Linked DNA regions of Homo sapiens: region 2 is linked to region 1. Evidence: read pairs that join two places in POLR2A ChIA-PET (ENCODE). Cell type or tissue: Panc1. All regions are shown on one strand. Links, peaks and the distances in the headings refer to the core of each region. The heading gives the core; the rest is flanking DNA. Region 1 holds the start of MBNL2 (muscleblind like splicing regulator 2). Region 2 overlaps ABCC4 (ATP binding cassette subfamily C member 4 (PEL blood group)).

The links. Peaks named below come from ENCODE experiments on the same cell type or tissue, not always from the same donor. Only the 100,000 strongest peaks of a DNase experiment are listed, where the experiment ranks them.
Region 2: POLR2A ChIA-PET joins it to region 1 with 5 read pairs; 1 of 35 experiments calls an interaction of 5 or more read pairs at or near these places.

Annotation. Positions count from the first base shown.
Region 1 is chr13:97,221,715-97,235,072 of GRCh38, forward strand. MBNL2 (muscleblind like splicing regulator 2) reads left to right here and starts at 619. Exons shown (of 9, transcript NM_001382683.1): 1 at 619-817. RefSeq lists enhancers at 641-700, 5,355-6,137. In Panc1, for the core only: no CTCF peak of the experiment used is centred there; no DNase peak of the experiment used is centred there; H3K4me3 peaks cover 3,543 bases; H3K27ac peaks cover 4,000 bases.
Region 2 is chr13:95,247,866-95,264,764 of GRCh38, forward strand. All of the region lies in intron 1 of ABCC4 (ATP binding cassette subfamily C member 4 (PEL blood group)), which reads right to left. Among named protein-coding and RNA genes, the nearest start is that of ABCC4, 45 kb to the right of the region's middle. RefSeq lists enhancers at 14,251-14,310, 14,431-14,480, 15,071-15,190. In Panc1, for the core only: no CTCF peak of the experiment used is centred there; DNase peaks (open chromatin) are centred at 6,596 and 8,416; H3K27ac peaks cover 3,267 bases.

The DNA.
Region 1 (13,358 bases), core at 3,048-7,047:
ACTTAGACGAAAGATAAATGGGCCGCAGTAATTAACCACTGCAATAACAGATGTTATACAGGAAACCTGTGTGTGCCAGAGCTATAAGCATGTTTTGATTTTGAATACGCACTTGGGCTAGCACATTCTTCCTCAATAATGGAAATATGTAAATGTTTTGTAAGGTATTAACTGCCATGGCAGACGTTGAATTATTTTTCCTTTAAAAAACATATACATATGCTTTGTCAGATAGTCCAAGGACTTCAGTTTCATGTACAACCTGGATTTCTTTGGAATCTGCGGAGTTTCACATTTTCCCAAGTGTTCACGGTGAAGCTCCTGGCTTCGAGCTGGCTGTCTTCAAGGGTGTTTTCTTGAGCTACCCCTCTCTCTGCTCTGCCAATTATGTGCCACTTTGTCTTGGTGCTATGATTGCTTTCTTCTGAGAGGGAAATTCCTCTTTCATCAGTATGGATGCACTGTTTTTACACACTGCAAGTGCTGTGTTACTGTGTCAGTCATCCTATTAGGGCCAGTTTCAGACGAGTAGGGCTGACGAGCTGGCTGGGGATTGGCTGGCCCCGGCTGGGAGGGATTTGTCGGAAGGAAGGGCTGCAGCTTACAGCAACAGAGTTTAGACTGTCTTTGCTTCATCATCTGAAGGTAAAATTTTCCAGATACGGCAGACGGCTTTCAGAGTACAATAAACAGGGAATGAGAACTATTTACATGGAAGTTTCTTTCTCATGATGCGGTGGAGAAGCCTCGGCCACTTGGTTCTGCCAGATGTTCCTGGGGTTACTGTAAATGGGAAGGACAGGCAGAGCTAAACAAGGTAGGAGAATCGCCCCCCTTTTTTGAATGTTTAAAGAGTTTGCTGCAGTATGCTGCATTCCATGTGTGCTGCTTACGGGAGCCAGGGAAACTGGATTCCACTAATTCAATTGTAATACTTGCGGGGGACCCTGGAGTTTTACGTAACATTTTGATTTGAGAAAAAGAAATGGCAAAGCTTGAATCTATGCCGCCTGTTTGGGGTGAGGCAAGAAATCGAGTTTTTATGCAAAGAATCGATTCATTTATTATATTATTTTTTAAAAACCATTTGAATTCTTTGGAGCAATCTTATTTTCTTGCTGTGAAAAATTGTTATATTGCCATAGCTAGTTCCCAAATAGATAAAGTTTACATGGATCCTATTATTTGAAAACAGACTTGCAATTAAGGATTAAAAAAAAATTCATGGTAAATAATCATCGGTTGAATGTTTGGCCAAACGTATGTGTCTATTTATTAAAAATTAGGGACCTACCTAGCTCTACAATGCTACAGCTTTAATTGAGTTTCAAAAGCACATTTTAAACAACCTAGCAAGAGGTAGCTTTCTGGCAAGTTTTCGATACTGTAGTTCAATGTTTACATTTCTTTTCCTGGCATGTCTGAGCCTTTGTTTCCAGCTTAAAAGTGGAACCATTATATTCAAAAGTAAAGCTGGGTTAATAATGCTTACTGCAATTATCTGATCTTTATGCATTTTTAATGAGAACACACAGCCAGCAGAATAATTTAATGAGGGCAGGCTAGCTTTTAAAGCTGTGTTTTCACTATGCCGAACCATATCAACTTTCTCGCTGAGAAGCAGCAGTGAGAAATGATGGAGAAGATTTATTTTTAACACACTTGGCCCAGGAGAAGGAAAGGATATATTTGCTAAAGAATTCTTTCTGCCCTTTTCCGTTTTAAATTTCTGCCAGGCATGAGGAAACTGTGCTTTTTTGTTAGGCCTCGGAAGCATGTGTTTACAATAAATGTGTAACATTTTTAGAATAGTTAGCAAGCACTGAAGCGAAGAAAAAAATCTGACTTGCCTAACCACCACCACCTTGAATGTTCTACAAGAAACATTACTGTCCCTTTAAAAGACAAAGGTTAAGTGGAAAGCTATTTGTTAATTGGGTAATGTGTGTGTTTTGGGGACAATAAGGTTTTTAAAAAAGGCAGGGGGAACATTCTTATAATCTTTAAATAAGAGGAAGTTTCTTCAGCTATCCTACTTGTTTTGCAAGGAGCAGTAGAACTACTCATTTAAATAAGGGCAATGCCACGTAGATTCTTCTAGACCCACTGTTTTTACTTTCAAGGAGAAGTGCAGGACACTAGCCCAGAACTTCTGACGTCATCCCCCAACTATTTCTGCTGTGTGTTCCTTTATTCGAGCTTGTGGAGAGGAATATTTCTTTATGTCCTGGCCAGGAACATTCTAACTCCCCACTGGCAGGACTTAAGTTATGTCTTTATATTTTCGCCTGTCTTTTGTAAATTGTAAACCTGTCCCCTCATAAATAGGGCATCTTCTTGTACCTGCCACATGTCGGGCCGGTCAGCACAGGTTTTCTGCAGGGCTTCTGGCTGGGCTGGCAAAAAGCAGCAGGGAGCAGGGCAAAGCTTTTTTTCTGGCCTGACTCCCCCTTGGTGCAGCCCAGCGCTGCCACCTGGGTGGATGGTCCCCGGGGCCCTATTCCCAGTTGCTCCAGAGCCACTATTTAGGATCCAGGTTGTGCCACCAAGTTCAAGGCTGGTTGTGATGGTGAGAACAGCTGCTTTCATAGAAAAATCATCATGTCCTAGCACAGATGGCCCCAAGCAGGGGAAGTACAATACTGCAGGCTGCAAATCCATGTCACAGGTGGCAACCTTGGTCACAGAGATCGGGGGAAGGGTAATGTTTACAAAGGAACCTTTTAAAAAAGATTTTGACTGGAGCACATTGGAGTTCTCGGGAGTTCCCAAAGCTAATTTGTGTCTCCTCTCTGACTACTCACGTAGTTTTGAGCAAGTGCCTACCTTGATTTTTCTGTCTTTTAATAGAATTGAATCATACTTGCTACACTTTCCCTCATCATTTAGCATTTTGAGACCTTGACCTTTTACCAAAAAAAAAAAAAAAAAAAAAAAAGTTGTTTGTCTCTTGGCACATTGAGCTATTTAAAGTACAAAGGGATAAAACCTCGGTATTAAGAAACTGTTGGCAAACACCTTAGAGTATTAAGATACATAGTCATATACACAAAACCCTTCACTCTACTTTGTGCTCATGTAAATTTTTTAGGGATACTTTTTCTTAGTTCAACAAATGAAATTTCCAAGGAAATCAAAGCGTTGTTGTTTGCATTTTTTCCATCGATCTAATCTAATATACTAGAAGCTCTGCAAAGCACACTATTCTGGCCACAGGCCTTGTAGTGCCCAAAACATTTAATGCTGTTTTTCCTTTGACTTTTGTGTTAAATTTGTGAAAGTGGAGTAAATAAGAGAAAAAACAAGAGGGAAGGAGAAAAATATGCTTGTGAAATATACTGGTTAGGTAGCTTTACTGGTTAACAGCCTGCCTTCTCTCTGCTAGTTGTTTCAATTTGCTGTTGCTATGGTGAAAACAAATCAATATCACATGGCTACCAGCCAGTCCCGCGCTCAGGGAGTGCCATAGAAATTCAAGATCAGGTACTCAAGATTCCAAGCAAGAATTGGGAAAAGAGGATTTAGATGCTGAGCTTAAGAGAATTCCTTATAGTAGAATAAGTAGGTTCAATCTCTCATGCATTTTCTCTTCCTTTTTTCCTGTACTTTCCTACCGATAACAAGAAAAAGATGAAAAGGAAGGTATACTGATTTGTTTACATTTCCAAAATGACAAAACAGATTATCAACATAGAAATAGGTTGGCAACATTGCAAGGGGTGAAGGATTCTGATTCGGGAAAAGGTGGATAACTACAAGACATGTTGGTTGTTGAAAACATAGTTTTGGGGGCCTTTACCATCTTCAGGTACAGCTACATGTCAGAGCTGGCTGGGTTGTGCCAAGCAGAGAAACCTGGCAACTCTAGGGGGCAGGTGGGCAGTGGAGATAAAGGGGGTTATAAAAAGGTAGGGAGGTGTGGGCATAAAAATCAACAAGCAAGAAAGCCCAGAGAGAGCTGCAGGTCAAGAGTCAGGCCAGGCAAGCACAGATCCCTGGGGCATGGCAGAACAGGAGAGGACAGTTCGCCCTGTTCACGAAATCTGCTCAAGACCCAAGCTAAAGGCCTAGCAAAGAAAGGCAGGAAATAGCTGCAAAGAGAAGTAAAGGTGTCATGGGCCCAGGCATCCTTTCCGGAAGGGTCGACTCAACTGGATGAGCATGGATGTCCACTGCTGGGGAGAGCAAAGAGCTTGATATTTTAATGCTTTGGTTTCTCTCAGAAGAATGAGGCAGGAAGACTTAACCGGGCTTTGTAAATTAGTTAACATACTATTTTTTTTTCTCCAGTTTTATACTCTTCTCAGTTTTTTTTTTCTTTTAAAAAATGTGCACAAACTATTTGTTGCAGCCGTGATAATATTCGTAGTAAAGAGCCAAAGGTGCTGCGTGGCTGGGTCTGCATCAGGCCTGGGCCTCCGACTGCACGGCTCCAACTACACAGTTGTTTATGGAGACCAGTCCCGGCCTCCTCTGCTGAGAGTAAAAACAGGTGTGAAAGGTAAGGCCTAAGGGTTTCTTTTGTAAACCTGAGCTCTGAGGCTGATGGACGAGTTTTGGGCTGGCCTGCCCTCCTCAATACAGCAGAAACGCTTGGTAATAAAAGTGGACTCAATAATTTACCTTAGTGTTTTGACAAAGAATGCATTGTCTGAATTATACTAGGTAGTATATTCCATCAATCAGTCAACAAGTGTTTATTAAACACCTCTGGGCTTCCCTGGCTTTTGCTATTTGGTGAGAAACCCAACTCAGTAACCTAATACCTGCCTTTGTGTGTGTGTACAAAAATAAATGATGCAAAATTGTAAGTTTCAAAGACTTGAATAACTTTATTGGCTAATATTAATTTAGCATTGTTAACCATCAGATTAATTTTAGGCTTGGGGCAGTTTTAGTGATTGGGGGAGAACAAGAGATGGACTTTTGAGTTTTAGGTATCTGTATGTATGTACTTTCTTGACCTCTGTTATATTTCTCCAGATAAGTACTGTTTAAATAACATATAAAGATGTCAGATGAGCAATAGATAGATAAGAATGGTGCAAAAAAAAATCAAAATATGAAGCTACTGAGAGCAATTTCTGAGTCTCAGCATACTGAGTTTTGGCCCCAAAGTGCCTGGGGAAAATGGACATATCATCTAAAAAGCTGTAAATACCAGCCAACAACAGGAAGTCTTAGACTCCTGTCCCACACTTCTGAGCTGCAGGGTGTGGGGGAAGCCCCATGCCTTTATCTCACTGTCTCTATCTCTAGCAAGGAAACCTGTTTCCTGACTCTGCAGAATTTCGCTTTCCCCCTTTTTCCTTAAAAGCAGAGTTACAAAAAAAAAAAACAAAAAAAAAATCAAAAAAAAAAAATATATTTCCTTTTGAAACACTAAGTTTTGGGTTTATTTGTTGGTTTTACCCTAACATCACAGTTAGTGTGTATTCTCTGGGCACAGACAAGCTGCGAGGTTCAGGGACGCAGCCTGGGGGAGAGCTGAGAGAGGAGGCTGAGGATGTAGCCATGTTTATAGAACTCTTTTCAGGCATGGGTCTTGGCAGACAGATGGGCAGGTCCAAGGTTTATGGGCATTGACTGCAAGCTGGTTGCTGTAGAAGAGCTCCAGGGTGGTACATGACCTCAGAGGAAAAAGGGAGGAGTCAAGAACACTGAAAATGCTGCGGCCGTTTGCAATCCACAATAGCAAGGAAACAAGATATTTACAAATGAGATAAGGATGGTTAAGCACTCAAATGTCTTCAGAAGGAGAATTAACATATGTGTAGTTTCTTACACTTTACAAAGGGCGTTCACAGGCATTATCTTAATTAGCAGTTCAAATAGAAAGTTAAAAAGTGGGAGTCTAAACTTAGGGCACTCTGGCAAGGATGTGCTGGGTAAAGCTGCTGGAGGAGATGCATTATAAACTGGATTTTTAAAACTTGGAGTTATTGATTTTTTTCCAGCAGCTAATTGACTTGAATTTTGAAGGACAGGAAAAACTTAGAACTGTCCCTGGGGGTGCACATGCTTGTCCCCAAATGCCTTCATGGGCAGCGTGTGCATTTAGACTAGACTTTGGGACCATTGGTAGCCTAGATGCCAAGGAAGAGCAAGAAGACAGGTTGATTTGCTTTGCTTTTTCAGCTCTGACTGCTAGGCATTCAAGCACAAAACCTGTGCTGGCTCTGCACCCCAAATGGTCACACAGAAGTAAGGTGCTTCTAGAACAGAAAATCCATGCGTAATTATGAATGGTCTGCAGATCTGGGAAAAACCAAAGTCTACAAGGAGACCAAAATTCAAAGCATTCAATTTTCCCATGAGAGCATCTCATTGAGTTCTCCTAAGCCTGTTACAGGGAGTTGGGGGGGAAATGAATATTTCAAGGGCATGTGTTAGAAACTGGCTGTTTTACATACATATCTCATATAATTTGAACCTAAGAAGAGCAGGAGAGCCCCACAAAGTTAATACTATCCCCAGCTGGCCAGTAGAAGAGAAGCTCTGAAAAGCTCTGACAGCCATGATCCCACAGCTAATACTTGGCTGAGCAAGTATTTAAACTCAGGCCCATAAGACCCCCAAGCTGTATAGGTAGGTGACATTATGTTTTTCAGCTGAACGAATGAAATTGAGGACATAAAAATAATTCATTTGCAGAAAAAAAAGCTCAAGGTGGAGGTAGGAGATTAATTATTTTAAAACTCTCAGATGTACTTTATATAGTTTACATTATAATATGCAAATACTGAGTGTACTAGTGATAGTAACATATATATATCTTACATGTATATATAATTTCAGTTTTTATATTTATTATCTTTTTTTTTTTTTTTTTGAGACAGAGTCGCACTCTGTTGCCCAAGCTGGAGTGCGGTGGCACTATCTCAGCTCACTGCCAACCTCTGCCTCCCAGGTTCAAGCGATTCTCCTGCCTCAGCCTCCCAAGTAGCTGGGATCACAGGCGTGTGTCACCACACCTGGCTAATTTTTGTATTTTTAGTAGAGACAGGGTTTCACCATATTGGCCAGGGTAGTCTCGAACTCCTGACCTCAGGTAATCCACCCGCCTCAGCCTCCCAGAGTGCTGGGATTACAGGTGTGAGCCACTGTTCCTGGCCTATTATCTCTTTTAATGGTCACATTTTGCCCTCTGTTTTACAGATTCAATGAAAACTCAAATTGAGTAAGGTTAAGCAATGTGCTAAAAGTCTCATTGGCCACAAAAGTAGAAATAGTAGTCCTCAAACCTCTGGGAATCCACACGTGATATTTAATGAGATAAATGAAATTAAACTTCAGTCTGACTTGGAGTTTTCTTTTAATGGATGTTGCGTAATTGAGTAGAGCCCAACCCAAGCAATTTTGAGAAGACAGTAATATTTTTAATTAAGATATTGAATTATTCTAAAAATCTATAAATTTCTGGCATCCTAGATGCAAGCTTCAATTAATCAAACTTAAAGTATTGATGCAATATATATTGTCTAAATGATTTACTACATATAATTTTCAGTGTTCTCAGAGTTCAGGAAAGTGGAGCTCAGTTTGGGTGGGAGTAAGAGATAAGGCTTCCCACAGGAAGAGCTGCCTCCTCTGGGTCTGAATGGATGTATTTGGTCTGGATCCATGTCTCTAATGTGGTATGTCCACACCCCGGGCCAAGGGCAAGATTATTCACTTGGCAAGGAAATAGGTGAACTTCCATCTTATATATTATTTAGCTCATCCTTTAAAAATGTCAGTTTTCATGGATGTTTGATAATGTGTGTAACATATTAGCAGGGTTATGCAAGAATAATATTTATAAAGTAACCATCCTTAGTGGTTGTTTCTGATCTAAAAAAAAACATTCTGATAAGAATGTATGATCAAAAATGTTTGGAGAGGCCAGTGGTCAAAATCTCAGGAAGGAGGAATAGCATGATGTGGTATAGTGGCCAGGAAGGAACCTTGACCTTGGAGATGGAGATGAAGTGTTAGGGTGCAGTGGGGAATAAAGTTAGATGGAGGGGGTGGAGTCAGGATATGAATGAGCTGAAGGGCCCTGTGGAAGAGTTTAATTTCATTACCTATAACATCACATCTAATGCTTTATAAAGATTCAATTGGGACTTGTAAGATAGGGTTAGAGGTCAGAACATTTGTAACTAGTGATGTCACCGGCTAGAAAACTTTCACAATATTCCAGGTACAAAGTGGAAAAGGGTTGCATTAGCATGACAAATGAAGGAGAAAGGGCAAATCCAAAAGGCATCTTGAAGGAAAAATAATAGAACGCAGTGAGAGCTTAGAAGAGTGAAACTGGGCCAGGCACAGTGGCTCACGCCTGTAATCCCAGCACTTTGGTAGGCCAAGGTGGGTGGATCACCTGAGGTTGGGAGTTTGAGAGCAGCCTGACCAACATGGTGAAACCCCATCTGTACTAAAAATAGAAAAATTAGCCGGATGTGGTGGCACATGCCTGTGATCCCAGCTACTCGGGAGGCTGAGTCAAGGTAATCCCTTGAACCCAGGAGGCAGAGGTTGCGGTGAGCTGAGGTCACGCCATTGCAGAAATTCTAGGAGGAGTGATATCAATGGTACCCTGACAGAAATGGGAGTGGTCTGAAAAAGGGACCAATAAATGGGAATAGGGTTGAAGGAGGGTGGGCGATGATGAGTTTTTAGACTTGAGAATGGTGTTTTTAGCTAATGATGAAACATCTAAGTGGAGATGTCTCATAAACATTTGACAATGTGGGAATGAAGAACAGCCTGGACAACAGGCTACAAATACAAGCTCAGACACACCTGTGTTGAAGCCGTAGTTGAAGCCATTGGTGCTCACACCTCGTGAAAGAAGGCAGCGTGAACAGAGATAGGCAATGACAAAGGATGAATCTTGGGGAACATGGCAAGGGCCCAAAAGAGAATAAGAGCTAGCAAAGAATCAGAAAAATAAATACCCACAAAGGAGCAAAATTGTTTTTAAAAAATGAACAACCAATACTATTAAGCACCATAGCCTAATCTCCAGGATTCCATAAGAAAACAGTGTAGTCTCCTGGGTTGAACTACTCTCCTGCACATAGCTTTTCCTCTCTGGCAAGGGTTTCTGGCTGTGGTCCTTTTGGGGCAAATATTGGTTCAGAATCTTGTTTAGAGCCACAGAATATTAGATAGTTAAGGGAACCTTTGTAGCTGTATCTCTCGTATATACAGTTGACTTTTTAAAAGTCGATCTTCACTAATAAGCAGAGAGAGTATTTAAAAACCAATAATTATCAATACTTCTGCATCCATCTCTCAAAATGTATATATTTTGGGGATGTTACTGGTTAGAACAGTAATTCCAGAGTGATTGGAGATATCACTTGACACTTGTCATCCTGTTCTCAAAGACCCTGGGGATTCATTTATTTCTGATTCTAGCAGTTCTCAATTGAACCCAGCCATAAGGACTTCTCTGAAGAAAATAGCCTTTCATGATGAGAAAGTACTTGAAGTATGCAAATAGATTGATGCCGTCACACCAGACACCTACCATAAGTAACCAGACAGCACTTCTCAAACTCTCATGTGCCTGCGAATCACCTGGGGATCTCATTAAAAATGTAGACTCTGATTCAGTAGGGCTGGGCTGAGGTCAAGATTCTACATTTGTAACAGGCTCCAGGTGATAAAGCTGATGTTCATCCAGGAGGCTCCAGAATACAATAGCTGCTTTGGAAGTGTCACTGCCACAATGTGAGTGGCAGCAGATCACTGGGTCTGGGATGGCTCCTTGGAGGATCTTCTGGCAGTCTGGAGACTGGGACCTACCTCCTCCACACAGCAGGTCTTTCCAGGCTGTTCAGCCTCAGAGTGAAGCTGAGGTTGAACTGATATATCCCACCAGCCTTGCACCAATGTGGCTGGGGCTGAAGGCATGAAGCCAGGGACTTCAGCAGCTGCAAGCAGTTCTGTGACTACACACAGCCTGTCTCTGGCTATCTCCCCATTCCCGAGACGTCTATCTTCTCAGTGGACACAGACTCTCACAAGTTCCCCAAGAGATTTGGTTACTGCCTCCAGGGAAGGCTGTTGTGTTTATCTGTCTGCTCCAGAGTTGTTTTTTTTTTTATTATCCTAAGGAATATATGCATTATAAACCGGCCTTAGATTCCTTTTCTTCTGGATGGTGGTCAGAACTGGAGCCCAGAAGTCTGATGTGCCTACTTGCATCCTCACATCCTTGGTGAATTAGGTCCAGGAGCTCTGACACATTCATTCCCTAAGATGTAGATAGCGCCATTCTCTCCTCCTCATCTCCAAAGAATGTGAAGGATAGAGAGGAAGGGTTATATGCCATTAACATCGCATTTATTTAAAAAATGCTAGTTTTAAAGTCTTGTAATAGAAACGAAGACATTATGAGAAGAGACAGCTGTCTAACGAAGTAGCTTAAGTGAAATGCCCAGGCCTGATTGTTGAGTCTCATACCTTGTTATAGGTCATCCATCTCGTGCCCCTGTCTGTCCTCCCTCCTTTCAGATGCCTTGTTTTCCTGTGTGTCCCACATGTGGCCCCCTCTTTCCTAGAACCAGGAGTCAAGCTAAACTGATTTAGAGGAAGTGTTCCCTACCCAGATGCTCATTTAGTCCACACACAGATGGCCGGTATTTTTATGCATTTTTAATTTACCAATAACCTTTTAGGAATGAAACAGAACTAACATTTATTGAATTTATTGAGCACTTACTATATGGAAAGTCCTCCTCTGCTGATAGCTTCCTGTATATCAACTCAGTTAAACCTTTTCATGAAGAAAATGAAGCTTAGAGAGACCAAGTTACTTGCCAAGGTTACAGAATAAGGGGTAAAACTCAAGATGGTAGGATGGAAACATGCAACCCTTGTCCACCAGTTCTTACTTGGGGATTGCAGCAAAAAGGGTTTGCTTTAGAAAAACTTCCCCGACAGTTGTAAGTACTGTTAGTGGAGCTCACTAAATAGTTAAATAGACATAAGCAATTACTGGCATACTGTGCAGGCATGAGTTCAGTTTTAGCCAGAAGTCCCTCCTCACAAAGGGACTTGGTATATTGCCAAGGATAGCTAGGGCATCATCTCCACTATTTGCTGTGATTATTTGTCGGCCTTTTTCTTACTCTTGACGCTATGTGTGTGTGTGTGTGTGTGTGTGTGTGTGTGTGTGTGTGCGCACGTACACTGAATGAACTTAAACAACTTGATGGATCTCAACATTTAGACACCTTAAATAGATACCATAGGTAAAAGCTCGTTATCAACTGTAAGACCTATTCCAAAGTGAAATGTTTGTGCTGTTGTGATTTTGTTGCTCTCTATGAGAATTCTTAGAGATCCCTTTTTTCTTTGACTTCCCTTCCTGTGCAGTGCCGTTTTCTTTGATGCTCTCGCTTCAGGCTCTTTTTCATATATATATATATATATATATATATATATATATATATATATATATATATCTTTTTATTATACTTTAAGTTCTAGGGTACATGTGCACAACATGCAGGTTTGTTACATATGTATACATGCGCCATGTTGGTGTGCTGCACCTATTAACTCGTCATTTACATTAGGTATATCTCCTAATGCTATCCCTCCCCCCTCCCCCCACCCCACAACAGGCCCCGCTGTGTGATGTTCCCCTTCCTGTGTCCAAGTGTTGAGCAGGCTCTCTTTTTCTAGTGCTCTGCCTGCTCCTGCGCTAGCCCATGGTCTCTTTTCTAATGTCCTGTTCTCTCTTCGAAGTCTGTACCTGGCACCCCTACTAAATGGCACACACAGACACCTCATATTTCTGGGGTTCTAGTCACACCTGAGTCTTAGCTGGTGGAAGGAACTATTTATTTTCCCCTTTAGGAAACCAATCATTTGAAGCCTCAAGTATCAGCCTCCTGGCAGCCACCACAAAGACCATCCCCTCAGGAAACAAAACAAGCTCTATCTCTAGAGTTTCCCTGTTTTTTTTTTTTTCTTTAAAGTTCCCTGGTGCAAGTAGGCTGCAATTAAGAGTCAGGATCAAAGGGACTGGCTGCCTCTGGGGCTGCTGGGACCAGCAGAGAGCTTTGGTCCTTTTAACTACTTACTTCCCACAATGCGTGCTACTCTAGCTGCTTCTTTGTTCTCCTGGGTACTCAAGTACCAGAATGGTGGTTTGCTGTGGGAAGACACATTAGAGTCAATGGAAGAACTTTTTCACATTACACAGGATTCTGACGGCCCCACCACACCACTCCTTGGAGATCTACCCAACTGACAAAAAATACAAATATAAGGTAGAAATTAGAAGGAAATCCCAAGTGGGAAGGCATCTGAGGGATTATTAGCACAATTCCTGTCTACCCTCTTCCCCAGCCCTGACAAGCTGTTTCCAGCTATTGTGTATCTTTCTTTATTGACCGGACAATCATGACCCTATGGCGCATACAAGCCATAACATTTTGTTAGAAAATTCTTCCTCATGCTGAAATGAAATGGGACTCTGTAACCTGCACTCTTCATCCTTGTTCAGGCCTTTGGAGTAACCCTAAGCAAATCAAGTGTCTCTTTAGGAGGCGAGCCCCTTCACGTACTTGAAGATGTCAGAATTCCTCTGACAGGACCAGTATGGCACCTCCCTAATTCATGATAGAATACCTTTATATATGCAACCCAAGACACTGAGCTTCTCTGGCAGTGTTGACCCATTGTAGACTCAAATTGAACCTTGAACCAGCTGTGATAAGAGAAAGAGGTGGGGCTCTTTAACTTCTCTCAGCTTGGTTCAGGCCTGAGCACAGTGCGGGGGCGGGGGGTAGTGAATAGATGAAGGTAAAGTGTGGCGGGACAGATGATCTTCCACAACTGCATGATGGGATGCTTTAAAATTGTTTTCAGTCCCAACCACAGGTAACAGCCCCCTCCAGAAATCCCTGGCAATGTGCGGGACACTGGCTTGCAAAATTACCCACAAGGACAATAGACTGATGGATCGAGATTTAAATAAACATACATGCAGAGATAGATTGAGGTATTTCTTCACATCAACCATTTGAATAACACACTCGGGCAGTGTTTAGAGATAAGGTACACGTTTTTGGTTTTCTTCCGTCATCGTCTATGTGTTTTGGTTCAACGAGCATTTTCGCAGTAGCGCTCAGTCCTCCCGAGTTTCTCTGCGGCTCTCAGCAGCTTAGAGACACACTTCGCCATCAGTAGGTGCCAAGGTCACTGGAGGAACTAATTAATCCCAGCTCCAGTCAACAGCAGGCTGCACTAACCTGCCCTCCTTCCTCGTAGAAGGAGAAACCAGGAAGGATTTTCTCCCTCAGTTCCGCCCAGGCCTTCTTAGGGACACGCAGAGCAAACAAAGGAAGGGT
Region 2 (16,899 bases), core at 6,417-10,416, 2.0 Mb before region 1:
ATAGACAGACAGATATGAATATATAGAGCTAGAGAGAGAAAAGTTAACATGTGCACACACACACACACACACACAGTCCCTAGCTCTATCCACAGACAGGCCCCAGAAGCAATGACACACCAGTAGCTGAGAGCATGCTGGTGCCCAGATCTTGGTTTCCAAAACCATTATTATCTAAAAGGAACCAGAGCTTCCTGAAGAAATAGCTGATTCAAAGGCTGGGGCAGAAAAAGATGGCCCATGAGATACCATACGATAAGGAAACATTCAAGGAATCAAGAGGATGGGCCCAAAGAACAGAGGACCCAGCTTGACGGGGTCCCACTAGACAAGTCTGTGATAATGGAAGCATCCAAATAAATCATGACAGCAATGAATTCTAACCCACTGAATAACAAAAGAATCCACGAATCCTTACTGAGACATAAATGGGGTAAGAAGGAAAAACTCTCAGATAAAGAATGATGAGGTTAGAAAACATTTTCAATGGGAGCTAAAACCAGTCAGTGAAGGTTTGATGGGACATTTACATAATCCAAAATTATCTAGGTACAAATTATTTATTAGTTACGAAAGGACAAAATAGTAATCTTGCAGAGGACAGAAAGAACTTATTCAAATATTTTGAGATTCTTTTTACTAAAAAAAAAGAAAAATCAAAATGGTCATCCATTAGGAATCACTTAAATGATATTAACATTATTAATCATTAAATGATAATAATTAACATCATTAATCATTAAATGATAATAATTAACATGCACCAGGCATAGTGGCTCACACCTGTAACTCCAGAGCTTTGGGAGGCTGAGGAGGGAGAATGGCTTGAGCCCAGGAGTTTGAGACCAGCCTACACAACATAGTGAGATGCCCACTTCTACTAAAAACTTATAAAGAAAAAGGCTGGGCAGTGGCTCATGCCTGTAACCCCAGCACTTTAGGTGGCTGAGGTAGGCGGATCACTTGAGGCCAGAAGCTCGAGACCAGCCCGGCAAAACCCCATCTCTAGTAAGAAAATATAAAAATTAGCGAGGTGTGATGACACATGCCTGTAATCCCAGCTACTCGGGAAGCTGCGGCACAAGAATCACTTGAGCCTGGGAGGCAGAGGTTGCAGTGAGCTGAGATCGATGCCACTGCACTCCAGTCTGGGCAACAGAGTGAGACTATCTCAAAACAATAAAAAATATAAATAATAATTAAAATTTAGCCAGATGTACTGGTGTAAGCCTGTGATCCCAGCTATTCCAGAGGCTGAGGTGGGAGGATGGACTGAGCTCAGGAGGTCAAGGCTGCAGTGAGCTGTGATCGCCACTGCACACCAGCCTGAGCAGAACAGCAAGGCTTTGTCTAAAAAAAAAAAAAAGAAGAAGAAACATATTTGTGCCCTATAAGGAAACCTCTAATAACTTTGATAGATGCAATTACTCAATTACACAAACTTCTTTCATCTTGGCTGTCTTATCTGGCCATGTGTCACCTTTAATAGGCATGTTTTATTTTAACATGGGGATTGTCTAATCTAGGAAGCCCTTCCCATGGGGAACCCACTGCCTGGTGGCTTCTGCCTGCAGTGAAATGGTGGGCTTTCAATGCCCCGTAAGATTGGAGCACACACTGCAGGGGTATCCAAGTTATGTTCAGGATTCCGGAAACCTCCTGCTGATCCAAACTAGCAATTCTAATTAACCCAATGGCAAGAAGAACTCATCAACTCACCTCTTTCTCCTCACCTCCTCCAAAATGTGTCCAGAAGACTGTAACCTAACCAGTCCAGCTTCAACTTAGGTGGGTTTCCCAGACATGCCTGAGATGACCTCTGCATGCCCGAGACCTCCCTTCCAGCAGAACCTCATACAGTATATTTCAGCAAGGACTTCTAAGTAAAATTCACTGGTGTCTTTTTGGACTAAAGAGGTTTTTTTAATCAGGGAATAAAACTGGCTCCAGGAAGTTAAAAAATTAAGGAAAGTGAGAATGGTAACTCTGTTCCACAGGCTGAACAGTTAACTGCATAACATTTAGAAATATTAACAAGGAGGGATGCCACTGTTGAGTTAAAGTATCTGCAATCAGAAGAGACCCAAAGCTTCTATTAGAGGATGACACAAATCAGTAAGGACTTAACAAGGACCCTCCTACTCTCTCTCATTGCCCAGATCTCAAAAAGCTGGGCTGAAAAGATGTGGGTACCAGCAAGAGCTAAAGGCTTTTGCCTGATGACAAAAGTCAACTTTGACAAGAGACTAAATTATCTTTGACCATCTATGTAAGGACTTTATACATGGAAATCTAAGTCAGTTGGCTCCTTAATACCAATGTGTCCCTGAGGGGGTCTAGTCAACAATTCCAGACCACTGCCAAATGAGCCATTCCTCCACCCAGTTCTGCCCCAGTAGCCCTTCTCTCCTCAGACTTAGTCTCTTCTCCCCCTTATCTCCCACAATACTTAGTACAGCAGCATCGCTTCCCTCCTAACTGTCCTACTAGGAGTACAATGCTTTCAGGGCAATGACTACTGCCATATTATTTGGAATCCCCATTATGCCTGGTATGTGATAGATACTCAATAAACAGTTATGGAAAGAATGAATGATTGTATTATTGAATAAGACAGATGGGTAGAGTACCTTGAGCAATGATCTAGGGTAAAATTCAATACAAACTCAATATAGCATAGTCGTGCTCAATGCCCAACACAGGAAGCCATCAGCTTCAGCAATACAGAGACATTCTCCACCCCAGGATCACAACCCCCAGCATCATTTCCAGCAAGCAGGAGTCTTAGACAAGGGTTAGTAGAGAGTTTTGTTATTTATTGTTGGTGGTGGTGGCATTTAGTTTTTGTTGTTTTTTCCCCCAAGGATTTGAGAAGTTCTGAATACTGGTTTCTTTTTTTTTTTTTTTTTTTTTTTTTGAGATGGAGTCTCACTCTGTTGCCCAGGCTGGATGGAGTACAGTGGAGCGATCAGAGCTCACTCAGATCCGATCAGAGCTCAGCAGTCTCAAACTTCTGAATTCAAGCAATCCTCCCACCTCTACCTCCCAAGTAGCTAGGAGTACAGGCACATGCCACTGTGCCTGGCTAATATTTTTATTTTTGATAGAGACCAGGTCTCTCTATGTTGCCCAGGCTGGTATCGAACTCCTGGGCTCAAGTGATCCTCCCACTTTGGCCTCCCAAAATTCTGGGATTACAGGCATGAGCCACCAAGCTTGGCCAATAGTGGTTTCTTAATGTGGTATAAGAGGGAAAACACAGGTCCCAGCTCCCTGTCTCTGTGACCCTGACCTGAGTCTTCAGTTTCTATGAGCTTCATGTTCCCCATAGCCACAAGTAAAGGAGGAAATAAAAGCTAACTTATCTTTGGTAAATCCCCTCACTTTCTCTTTCCCTCTCTCCTTTTGTCCCCTTTCAGCTCTCTTTTAGCCCTCTCTGCCTCCTTAAAGGCCCTTTCTATTTCTCTTCTCCTCCTCTTTCCTGACCTTTCTGTAACAACTGGCCATGATGGAACTAAAATAATTATTTCATTACTTGATACTCATTGAATCAAGATTGTTCTCTCTTTAATGGACAAGTTCAAAATTTTATATTCTTCAGAAGCCAAGCCTAATAAAACCTTTTTCAATGGATTATGCATTTGCATAACCCTAAAATTATAGTCTATCAAAGAAGAAAAGTTTCCCCCAACTTTATTAGAAATAAACAATACTAAAAGAAGAGACTAGGGAGGGAAGGTCCTCTCTGCTGTATACCTCCTGAACTTAGGCCTGGAATCACGGGATCCAGGAGGTAAGCGAGAAGGCAGGTTTGTGCTCAGACCTGCAGACAGCAAAGCTGTGAGCTAAGCTGAGAGTTTAGAGAACAAGGAAGGCTAAGGGCAGGTTGAATGAAATCCCCTGTGGCAGGCTACTGAAGGAGTTCACTTGTGTCTCTCGATGCTATACAGTCATCCCCCCATATCCACAGTTTCGCTTTCCACAGGTTGAGTTACCCACAGTTGACTGAAAAGATTAAATGGGAAATTCCAGAAATAATTCCTATGGCTTAAATTGCATACTATTCTGAGTAGCATGATGAAATCTCCCACAAACCCACCCAGGATGGGAATCCTCCCTCTGTCCAGCATTTCCATGCTACAGACGTCACCCACCTTTAGTCATTTAGTAGCCACCCTGGGCGCTCAGATCTATTGTCATGGCATCACAATACTGGTGTTCAAGTCACCCTTATTTTACTTAATAATGGCCCCCAAAGAGCAAGTACAAGGATGCTAGCCATTTGGATATGCCAAGGAGAAGCCACAAAGGCCTTCCTTTATGTGAAAAGGTTAAGGTTCTCAAGCCAATAAGAAAAGGAAAAAAAAATTGTATGCTGAGGTTGCTGAGATCTGGTTTAAGAGTGAACCTTCTATCAACGAAATGGTGAAGAGTATATTGTTGTAATTATTCTATTTTATTATCATTGTTAATCTCTTACTGTGCTCAATTTATAATATTAAACTTTACCATAGATATGTGTAAGTAGGGCCAGGTGTGGTGGCTCACACCTGTAATCCTAGCACTTTGGGAGGCCGAGGCAGGTGGATTGCCTGAGGTCAGCAGTTCAAAACCAGACTGGCCAGCATGGTGAAAACCCATCTCTACTAAAATACAAAAATTACCCAGGCGTGGTGGCAGGCACCTGTGATCCCAGCTATTTGGGAGGCTGAGGCAGGAGAATTGCTTGAAACTGGGAGGCAGAAGTTGCAGTGAGCTGAGATCGCACCTTTGCACTCCAGCCTAGGTGACAGAGCGAGACTGTCTCAAAAACAAAACAAACAAACCAACAAAGATATGTGTAAGTAGGAAAAAAAATCAGTAGGGTTCAGCACTATCCACGGCTTTAGGCAGCCACTGAGGTGAGGGTCTTCAATGAGGGTAGTTCCCCTGCCTCCTCGGACTGGGGGGACTACTGTACATCTATAAAGAGAGTGAAATAGATACACAGGACTTTAACTAGATGACCTTTATGTTTCCTTCCATGAACTTTCTCTATTTGGAAGCCACAAAATAGTAAAGGACTAGAATTCTGGTGCCAGGAATTCAACACTTATTTTAAACAGTATCTGCTGTCTGGTGACCACCCTAGACTCTGAACTTCTAATCTTGGTATCTTTAAATCTGAATGCCTTTTATTCCTCATTCAGTTTCCACTGTTCTTCCTCACCTTCCTGTGTTTCTAAGGAAAACACCTGAGAATGCCTCTCCCCTCCCCACGCCTCCACGATAGAAAGGTTAGTGCACGGCCAACCATGACTGCCCCGGGCTTTCTCCAAAACAGCTCCATTGAAGAAATGATGCTGAGTTTCCATTTTGCACACTGACCCTCCCATGGGGCTCACCCTCTGCCTTTACCTACGCTTAAATTTTCTCTGTAGCATCTGTCGCCATTTGAAAGGCTATTGCATTTCACTTTTTTTAAAAATCATGTTTTCCCCCCAGAGCATCTGGGTTTTTCTGTGTTGTTTGCTGCTAAGCCAACAACATGCTGGGCACATAGAAGGCACCTAGATTTGTCACATGAATGAGCACATCCTCCAAAAATCCCCAAATTTGGCCTGGCATGATGGCTCATGCCTGTAATCCCAGCACTTTGGGAGGCCGAGACAGGTGGATTACTTGAGGTCAGGAGTTCGAGACCAGCCTGGCCAGCATGATGAAACCCCGCCTCTACTAAAAATACAAAAATTAGCCGGGCGTGGTGGAGGACACCCGTAATCCCAGCTACTCGGGAGGCTGAGGTAGGAGAATCGCTTAAACCCAGGAGGCAGAGGTTGCAGTGAGCCGAGACTGCACACTGCACTCCAGCCTGGGCGACAGAGCGAGACCCCATCAAAAAAAAAACAACACAGAAACAAAAACAAATTTAATATAAACTCCAAAATCCATCTTCAGAGACAAGTCTCCATATAAACATAATACATGGAAGGTTAAGTGTTCCTTCAAATGTGGGCAATACTCTCATGCAAATTTTTGTATAAAGTGGATTTTTCTCTTTTTTTTGAGACAGGGTCTCACTCTCTTACCCAGGCTGGAGTGCAGTGGCGCAATCATACCTCACTACAGCCTCAACCTCCCAGGCCCAAGCGGTCCTCTCACCTCAACCTCCCAAGTAGCTGGGATAACAAGGCACGTGCTACCATGCCCGGCTATTTTTTTAAGTATATTTTTGTAAAGATAGAGTCTCATTATATTGCCCAGGCTGGTCTCAAACTCCTGGCCTCAAGTAATCCCCCCACCTTGGCCTCCCAAAGTGTTGGGATTATAGGCATGAGCCACTGCGCCTGGCCTAAAGGGGGTTTTATAAACAGAACTGGTAACACTTTACTTTCTACCTGACACTACACACAGAATTTCTCAGAGTATTATATGTTTTTTCTAAATCTAGTCTTAATAAGCTTTCAACCTCTTTATATATATAAAATAGTTTTCTGAAATGATGGTCATAATTTTGCTTAAAAAAAAACACAAAAAACATTGCTAGTGCCTAAGGGCACATACAATACCCCTGACTCATAACCAACTGCTGATTCAACACCTCCTCCTCTTGGGTGTCTGATAAGCATATCAAACTAAATAATGTCCAAACAGAACACCTTTTCATCCCACAAAAAAATCCTGCTCCTCCCAGGCTTCTCCCTCTCAGTTATCAGCCGTCACATCTTTCCCCTTGCCCAGATTTTCCAAAGAAAAGAAAACCTTCAGGTGACTCTGCAGCCCATCCCTTCTTTGTCACTCTTTGATAGGACACATCTAAGCCATCCAAGTCCTATTACTTCAACATGCAAAGTATATCCAGAAACAGTCACATTGACCCTATAAGGCTCACCCTCTGCCCCTGCCCAAGCTTAAATTTTCTACTCAGCACCTGTCAACATTAGAAGGGCTATTATATTTCACTTTTTTGAAATCATGTTTTCCCCTGGAGGCATCTAGGCTCCACAAGGATGGGGTTTTTCTGTGTTGTTTGCTGCTAAGCCACCCACACCTACAACATGCTGGGCACATAGAAGTCACCCAGATTTGTCACGTGAATGAACACATCCTGTAAAAATTACCTATTTTAACATATTTAAACTCCAAAATCCATTACGAGTCCATGATATCAACTTCTCAGTTACAAATATAAATATTAAATAATTTACAGATATAAGTAAGTCTGCAATAGCAAAAGTTTCCTAAAGGCCTGGATTCTGCAAATGGGTTTCAGAAAGAGGGTGCAAGGACACACACCAGTGCAAATGTGCATTTTCTCGTAGGTAAGTGACTGAGTGCTGGGGAGGAAGGAATGGTGTAGCCCACCGCCAGCACACTTCTCGTGTAACACTCCAGCAATTCTGCTCAGACCCCAAAACCTGAATGCCTAAAAGAAAACAAAATCCTTCCAAAGTTCACCAGGGCCTCTGTCCTTACAAAGTTTCCCATGGCCTGGCTCCAAGGGGAGCCCGACACACCTGATTTCTTCAATCTCCTCCCATTCTCTGTAGTCCAAAATAGCCATTCTCCATGCCCTAAAGTTCAACGATCACCAGACACTAAAGTTCAACGATCACCAGACACAGGCATCGCTGGAATGGATCTCGCGTGAGGGTAGAGCACCCACACCACAGGTGTTCTCAACATGGTCCCAACCCAGCTTATCTCGGCCCATGACCAAGTAAATTAAACTCAGGTGGCACCTGTAAAGCTGTGATCTTCTGTTATTTTTCCTCTAACGTTCCTCCCTTCCTAAAACACGCTCAAAGCCCATTTTCTCATCCCTTCCCGCTTCACTCTACTACCTGTTGTTTCTATGTCAACCTAAGCAACAGGCAATGTGGACCCTGTCCACCTCTCTTCCGGGTCCCCCAACCCCCCTCCACACCTGCACTCTGGGTTCAACATGGGTCCTTCCATGCCATAGGCACCTCAGAGATTTCCTACTACGGAGCTTCAAAGCCTTCTCTGGTTCATCCACAGCCTTCTTGTCTCCCTGTTCTCCCACCAGCTAATCCATGCCTTTCACTTCTTCACAGGGCCCTCACTTTATAATCCCATCTTCCCAGCACTTTCCCACACGACAACCAGTACCAAGCATCTACAGCCATTGTGCATGATTAGCCATCTTAGTCTTCTTCCTTAAAAAAAGATGCACTTGGCATATTTGTACACAATTTAGTAACAGAATAAAATGAAGAAATGTGAGTAAGATTTTTTTTTAAGAGACAGGTTCTCACTTTGTCACTCAGGCTGGGGTGCAGCGGCATAATCATAGCTCATTGAAACTCCTGGGCTCAAGCAACCCTCTCGCATAGCTGAGACTGGAGGTGCATGCCATCATGCCCGGCTAAGTGAGTAGGATATTAATTATTTCTGCAGCCCAAGTTATGCGGCTGACTCATAAGGAGATGAAAGCATTGTTCATTGCAACTAGCAAGTGAAGGATCTGACGACTAGCCAGAGATGCCATACTATATAGTCAGCAAGGCCCGTGTGGCCACCTGCTAGATGCAGGGCTCATTGTTGCCAAGATCCTTCTGAGCCCATCAGTGTATGATGTTGACTATCCTCTGAAAATCAGGCCATTGGCCGGGGACTGTGGCTCACGCCTGTAATCCCAACACCTTGGGAGTCTGAGGCAGGAAGATTGCTTGAGCCCAGTAGTTTGACACCAGCCTGGACAACATGGCAAAACCCTGTCTCGACAAAAACATACAAAAAACTGGCCAGGTGTGGTGGCAGGCACCTGTAGTCCCAGCTACTCAGGAGACTGAGGTGGGAGAATCACCTGAGCCTGGGAAGTCAAGGCTGCAGTGAGACGTGATCGTCTCATTGCCCTCCAGCCTGGGTGACAGAGTGAGACCCTGTCTCAAAAAAAAAGAAAAAAGAAAAATCAAAAAAAAAATCTGGACATTAATTAGTGCCTGTTCAAATCAAGCGCTTTCTTCCAAACGATTAAACTTCATCTCTCATAAGAGATGACATAGTTCTCTCTTGCTTCCAAGCTCAAATAAGCACTTGCCAGACTAAGGAATAAGACTCCTTAACAAAGCGAGCATCTGAAGCTACTCATTTAAGTTTGCGCACCAAGAAGCACAGAGAATAATATACAATTGATCCTTGAACAATGCAGGGATTGGGGTGCCAACCCCCTGTGCAACCAAAAAACCACATATTAATTTTTGACTCCCCAAAACCTTAACTAGTAATAGCCTACTGTTGGCTGGAAGCCTTACCAGTAACATAAAGTTGATGAACACATATTTTGTATGCTCTATGTATTATATACTACATTCTCACAATAAAGTAAGCTAGAGAAAGGAAACCGCCATTAAGACAATCATTGTGGAAAATCATTGAGGAGAAGATACACATGGAAGTGGATCATCAAAGGTTTTCATCCTCATCATCTTCACATTGAATAGGCTGAAGAGGAAGAGGAAGATGAGGGATTGGCCTTGCTGTCTCAGAGGTGGAAGAGGCTGAAGAAAATCTGCACGTAGGCCGGGCGCAGCACACGCCTGTAATCCCAGCACTTTGGGAGGCCGAGGCGGGTGGATCACTTGGGGTCAGGAGTTCAAGACCAGCCTGGCCAACAATGGTGAAACCCTGTCTCTATAAAAATACAGAAAAATTAGCCGGACATGGCGGTGCACATCCCAGCTACTCAGGAGGCTGAGACAGGACAATCGCTTGAACCCAGGAGGCAGAGGTTGCAGTGAGCCAAGATCATGCCATTGCACTCCTGCCTGGGCAACAGAGTGAGACTTCATCTCAAAAAAAAAAAGAAAGAAAAAGAAAAAAAAAGAAAATCTGCACATAAGTGGACTCTTGCAGTTCAAACCCTTGTTGTTCAAGGGTCAACTGTGCTTCACTGGGGTCAAAGAATTGCTCTGGAAGCTGAATTACATGCATGTGAACATGTAATTCACACTTCTCAAGGCTAAACAACTGATAGAATTTAGTCAGTTATCTTGATGCTTTCCCAGATTGCTCAAAGTTTATCTGTCCCTGGGAAATAAATATGAGTGTCTTTAATTTAAGACATGTGTCACGTAACTCAGCGCACAGCCATGCCCCACACATAAGCCTCACTTATGTGAGCCCACACATGCCTGCAGGAGCGCCAACATGCCTTTCCAGGTGCATTTGTCCCAACAAGAACCAGATCCCATTTGTCCCAACAAGAACCCTTTCTCTCTACACCTTTGCCTCCATCACTGTGGCCCAAGGCACCATGAATTTTCAGGACCCCAACAGCCTGCTAGCTGGCCTACCCACCTTCACCCTTGGTTTCCCTGTGATCTTTCAATAGAAAAGCCAGAGTGGATTCTTAAAAATATCATGCCATGCTGCTCTCCTGCAGTAGAAAAACAATGAAACTCATGGTGGGGTGCTGTGCTTGACTGGGTCCCCTTCGTTCAGTGTTCCAGCCACCCTGGCCTGATGTGTTTCTGACAGTCTCCCACATTCCCGTTTGTCCCCTTGCGTGCGAGCAAATGCTTTTCCCCATCTTCTCCCATGATTAGATCTTCTCTCCTGCAGGTCTCAATCCCCAGAAAGTCCTACCCTTGTGTACAAAAAACCAAACATACCCTCATTGTCGATCATTTATATCCTCATTCTCACTTTCTTTACCCATTTACTACAATCTATTTGTGTAGATACAAAAAAATGCACTTAATTACTTTGTCACTTTCCCCTCTAGAACAAAAGCTCTCTGAGGGCAGGATTTTTTTATGGTGTTCACTGGGCCAGGGACCAGGCGAGCCACTCAAAACTGCGGGGTGAACGAGTGAGTGACTCTCCACCCAGGCTGAAGAGCAGCAGCAGAGAACACCCACATCTGGGGCCCAGCAACCCTCTTTAAGCGCCTGCAGGAGAAGGGGAATGTGCAGGTCACTTGAGGTCAGTAAATGATTGAACAGATGCTCTAGCCTCACTCAATAAATCATTTATTATTGAAAGAATAGTGCATTGTAAAGTACTTTCAGGTGTGGCAAATTATTAATCATTGGTTAGTTTTCCTTGAAGAGTCTGCCAGCCCTGCCTGCGGGAGGCTGCTGGGCCCGGCCTGGGGGCTACATTGGGGCAGGGTGGAGAAGGAGGTAGGCTGCTCAGAGTCAGGGACTCTGGAGAGCAGGAGCTGGGTGCAGGGAGACACAATGACAGATCTCACAGGAAAACCCACTCTACCTCATTAGAAATGCCTTCCCCCGGCTGGGCATGGTGGCTCACGCCTGTAATCCCGGCACTTTAGGAGGCTGAGGCAGGTGGATCACCTGAGGTCAGGAGTTTGAGACCAGCCTGACGAACATGGAGAAATCCTATCTCTACTAAAAATTTAGCCAGGCGTGGTGGCACATGCCTGTAATCCCAGCTACTCAGGAGGCTGAAGCAGGAGAATCGCTTGAACCAGGGAAGTGGAGGTTGCGGTGAGCTGAGATCACGCCATTGTACTCCAGCCTGGGCAACAAGAGTGAAACTCCGTCTCAAAAAAAAAAAAAAGGAAGAAAAAAAGAAACGCCTTCCCCTAAGGCAAGGTTTCTCAGCCTCAGCACTACTGGCATTTGGAGCTGAAAAACTCTTTGTTGGGGGTGTCGTCCCGTGCACTGTAGGATGGTTAACAGCATCCCTGAACCCCACCCTCAAGAAGCCAACAGCATCCCCATCCCAAGTCCTGACAACTAAAATTATCTGAGGCATTGCCAGGGTGGCAAAATCACATGGATCAGAACCACCGCACTAAAGTTTTTTACAGCCTTTCTGGACAGGCTATAGAATCTTAAATCAAATGTTGACCTCAGACAGAAGTTGCAAGACAATGACAGCAGTCTTTTAGCCACGTTAGCAAATGATATAAACCCATTAGTAAATCCACCGGTTCAATTCCACTCCAAGAGTTCAAGGCATCTATGTTAACAAAGAATTACAGTAAGATGGGACATGTTACATCTGTGTAGTGTGGGGAAAAAAAAAAAAAAAAGATGGGACACATGTGGACACAGGCTATGCACAGACTCTACTTCTGGGCTTTCTAAGGGATCAACATCCCAGCTCACGAGACTCATCTTCTGTACAGCAGAGTTTCTCAAAGTGTGATCTCTGGACCAGCAGCACCAGAATCCCCTGAAGAGTTAGAAATGCAAATTCTCAGGACCCACTCCAGGTCTATGAATCAGGAACTCTGAGAGTGGGGCCCTGCAATCTGTATCTTCTGATGTTCTCCAGGTGATGCGGATGCAGGTTCAGGTTTGAGAACGTGCCATACAGCTTGCTTTGACACACCAAATGGGAAGCACTTGTCTGACATATACGCCAATACTCCCAACCCAACCCTGGCTCATTAGCAAAATCCCTACCTCAGCCTGGGGAGTTTTACTGGGGAGTTTCTTGTTTTGTTTTTCGGTAAACTTCAATATGTTACCCAATTATGCCTGGGGAATTTTAAAACAAAAACCCACAGACACCTAGAACCGCAACCTAAATGACTGAATCAGAACAAGCCAAGATGAAACCCAAGTGGCGGTCCTTAAAAAGCTCCCCTCACCCAGCACATCCTGGTTATCAGCCAGGTCTGGGAACCATCTGTACGGTAGAGAGAAGAAAGAGGGTATAGTCAGGTACCTGGGAAGTTGGAGAGGGTTTGGAGAAAGGGACACAGTTTGAGCAAACTTTAGGAAAAGAATTTGGAGTTTACCAAGAAGACAAAGGAGGAAGAAGGGACAAATTTTCCAGAAAAATGGAGCCACACAGCCAAGACTTATTGCTTGGAGACAGCAGAGAAAATGCTGCATGGGGTCTGGGGTGATAATGGGGTAATCAAAGGTCTTGTGTTCTAAACTCAGAAAGTTGGACTTTATCCTAAAGATAACAGGGAAATTGTGAATGTTTTTAAGCTACTTTGTATATGATGAACTGTGGAAGGCAAGGAAATCAGTCAGGAATTGGATTTGAAAGAAACTTCACCAATACAGTGACTTGCATCCTTTTATTCAAGCAAACTAGATCCCTTCACCCTCCCAATATCCCCAGTCTGCACAATTCTCACCTCCCCTGCTTGGTCGTAACTCTGTGACTCTACCACAAAAATAAGCAGATGCACAAGAAGTCAGTTTAAAATTCCACATCCTATTTCTCATTTACTCTAGGATCTCAAAACAAGAAAAACATCGCAACCCAAGTCATCTTTTCAAAAACAATTTTGTAAATGTCCTATTTCATAGAAAAGGAAGAAGCAACTCTAAATCAAATTTTTTACTCTGAAATTACCTAGAATTCCCAGGCCCAGTGGCTCACGCCTGTAATCCCAGCACTTTGGGAGGCCGAGGTGGGCAAATCACCTGAGGTCAAGAGTTCAAGACCAGCCTTGACCAAAATAGCGAAACCCCGTCTCTACTAAAAATACAAAAATTAGCTGGGCGTGGTGGTGCGTGCCTGTAATCCCAGCTACTCAGGAAGCTAAGGCGGAAGAATCACTTGAACCCAAGAGGCAGATGTTGCAGTGAGCCAAAATCACACCACTGCAACTCCACCCTGGGCGACAGAGCAAGACTCCCTATCAAAAAAAAGAAATTACCTAGAACTAGCATAGCAGTAACATAAAAAGCTGTATCTATGAGCAGCTCTTCTTATCCACAAAACATATCTTAAATTCATTGTCATTAAAACAAGATATTAGAAAGGAATGGCTTATCCATTTACTAGTATTAATGGTGACATGGCTATTGAAGAAGAAAAAAACACAAAAAAAAGTAATAAACCTTATATACAGAGTTTTACACAATTAGAACTCCAATCCTACATTGACTGAAGACAGTAAGCTAGCACATTAGAGGTGCAAGATGTACAATACCAATAAACAGTCAAAAATCTACTGCATTACTATATTCTAATGATACTGAAAACGTTAATAAGAAATTAACTTCAAGCCAGGCATGGTGGCTCATGCCTATAATACCAGCGCTTTGGGAGGCTGAGGCAGGGGGATCTCTTGAGCCCAAATGTTCGAGACCAGCCTGGGCAACATAGTGAGACCTTCTCTCCACACAAAAAAAAAAAAATTTAATTGGCTGGGCACAGTGGCACACACCTGTAGTCCTAGCCACTCTGGAGGCTGAGGTAGGAGGAATGCTTGAGCCCAGGGGCTTGAGGTTACAGTGAACAATGATCAAAAGTATCCACTAGGTTGGGAGGCCAGCCTAGGGCAACATGCCTGGGGGGCAGCTCTCAGCAAGTTCACAAGCAGCAGCCTGGGAGCACAGCCCTGGGGCCCCGCACACCAGGTCCCAGGAACACTCTCTGCAAGGAGATGGCCCACGTGGCTGGGGCCCTGGTGACAAACAAGAGGACTGAGCAAAGAAGTCAACGTGTTGAGGACAGCAGGAGTCAAGTTTCTCACTACTGAAGGATGAAGATACAAATATGGAAAGAGGGAGAACCAGAACAAAGCATGAGATTTTTGAACTGTGATTTGAAGCACTGGTGTGAAGTCTATCTAATTTGTTTCCTAATACAGATCTATATAAATAGATACCTAAATAAAGATAGAGAAATCAATATACACTGATCCTCTTTAGTGACAAATCCTGTATTTGTGAGTTTGCCTACTTGCTAAATTGTAACCCCAAAAATCAGTCCTCCAGGTGTCTTGCAGTCCTTCACGGACATGCACAGAGTAGCAAAATATTTGAGTCACCCAACATGCATGCTCCCAGCTGAAGTCAAACGAAATGACACTTAGACTTTTTTTTTTTTTTTTCCCAAGACGGAGTCTCACTCTGTTGCCCAGGCTGGAGTGCTGTGGTGCGATCTCGGCTCACCACAACCTCCGCTTCCTGGGTTCAAGCGATTCTCCTGCTTCAGCCTCCTGAGTAGCTGGGATTACAGGCACACGCCACCATGCCCGGCTAATTTTTTTGTATTTTTAGTAGAGACGAGGTTTCACCATGTTGGCCAGGCTGGTCTCGAACTGCTGACCTCAAGCAATCCAGCCACCTTGGCCTCCCAAAGTGCTGGATTTACAGGTGTGAGCTACCACGCCCAGCTGACACTCTGCCTTCTTATTCCCGCTCTTAGAGTAGAAACAACTGTCCTTCTTGTGGGCTGTTCAGTACCATGTTCTTCACATTTTGGGGACTTTTGTGGGTGACTTCGCTGTCTAAAGTGGCCCCAAGCATCATGCTCAAGTGCAGTCTAGTGCATCAAAGCGCAAGGCGGGTGTAATGTGCCCTACAGAAAAAAACGTGTGTTACAGAAGCTTCCTTCAGGCATGAACTATAGTGCTGCTGGCTGTTAATTCAAGGTTAATGATTAATTATATATTAAAAAAGGTGTCTCTAAGCAGACACATGCATAAAACAAGGTTATATATTAAATGGCTGACAAAAATGTGACCAAAGGCGCATAGGAACCTAACCCTGTATTTCGCCTGGAAGCAATGGTTCAGTATTCACTAGTCCTGTGTTTGTGGAGACTTTATAGAGCTCCACTAGTAACAAGAACCAACTGTATATGTATATGTGTGTGTATATATATACACATACACACAAATATATAAATAATATGTGTTGATCTGTGTATGCAAATACATTCTAGCTTTGTCCGCTTAGAGTTCCTAGAAGCAATGAGATCCCATAACAATAAATATGCCTAGGCCGGGCACAGTGGCTCACGCCTGTAATCCCAACACTTTGGGAGGCCAAGGTGGGTGAATCACCTGAGGTCAGGAGTTCAAGACCAGCCTGGCCAACATGGTGAAACCCCGTCTCTACTAAAAATACAAAAATTAGCCCAGCATGGTGGCATGCACCTGTAATCCTAGCTACTTGTGAGACTGAGGCAGGAGAATCACTTGAACCCAGGAAGCAGAGGTTACAGTGAGCCGAGATCGTGCCACTGTACTTCAGCCTGGGTAACAGAGACTCTGTCTCAAAAAAGAAAAAAAAAAAATGCATAGTACCCAGCACTCTTTCTAAATATAGTATCCACTTATGAAAAAGAATATGTAACTTTTCTTTTTAATGCAGAGGCTCTTTTGAGAAATGGCTGAATCCAAGATCGGGGCAGAAGAAGTACAAGACATGTCTGAACTATCTTTTTGTGCCACAAAAGTAATGAAATGTTCAAAGAATCCCGACAACATGTCCAAAGGACCCAGGAGCTCCCACTGGCCAAACCTGGGACAATCTGAGCACCAAAATAAATCATAAGTGTAATGGATTCAAATCTAATAAATAAAATTATTCATAAGTCCATAGTGCTATAAATAAATGAGTGAATAAATGGGGAAAACAGAATATTTCTTACTGTAGAATGCCAACCAATTAAGAACAGAATTAACAATAGAATCAGAAAAAAAAAAATCATCATTTGGCAACTTCCACAGTAATAAGTGATTCAGTTATTGAAAAGCCATCCACGGTTGCTAAAATCAGTGGGTAAAAGTTTCATGAGAAGCAAGATATTTTCATAGCCTCCAATTATCTCCCCATAAAACACTTACCTAAAAGCATAAAGTATTGCATAATCAACTTTAGAACAGGGAAACGTGGCAGACAAGACCTTAACAGAGTGATAACAGTTACCATCACCACTGTGTGCCTCCGGATACAATGCACTGAGGATACTGTATTTATTTTTATGGTATTTCTGCTATGAAGTCACATCACATTTTTTTGTGTCTTTGAAGAATATTCTAGAATGTGATGACCTGAATATTTTTCAAACTATCAAGGACATGAGAGACAATAAAAGACTGCAGAAGTGTTCGAGGCTGAAGGATACTAAAGAAATATGAGCGCTAAATACATTATAGGATCCTGGGCCCAAAAAATTAATATAGGGAAACTGGTTATGGAGTTTGAAGATAAATTTCTG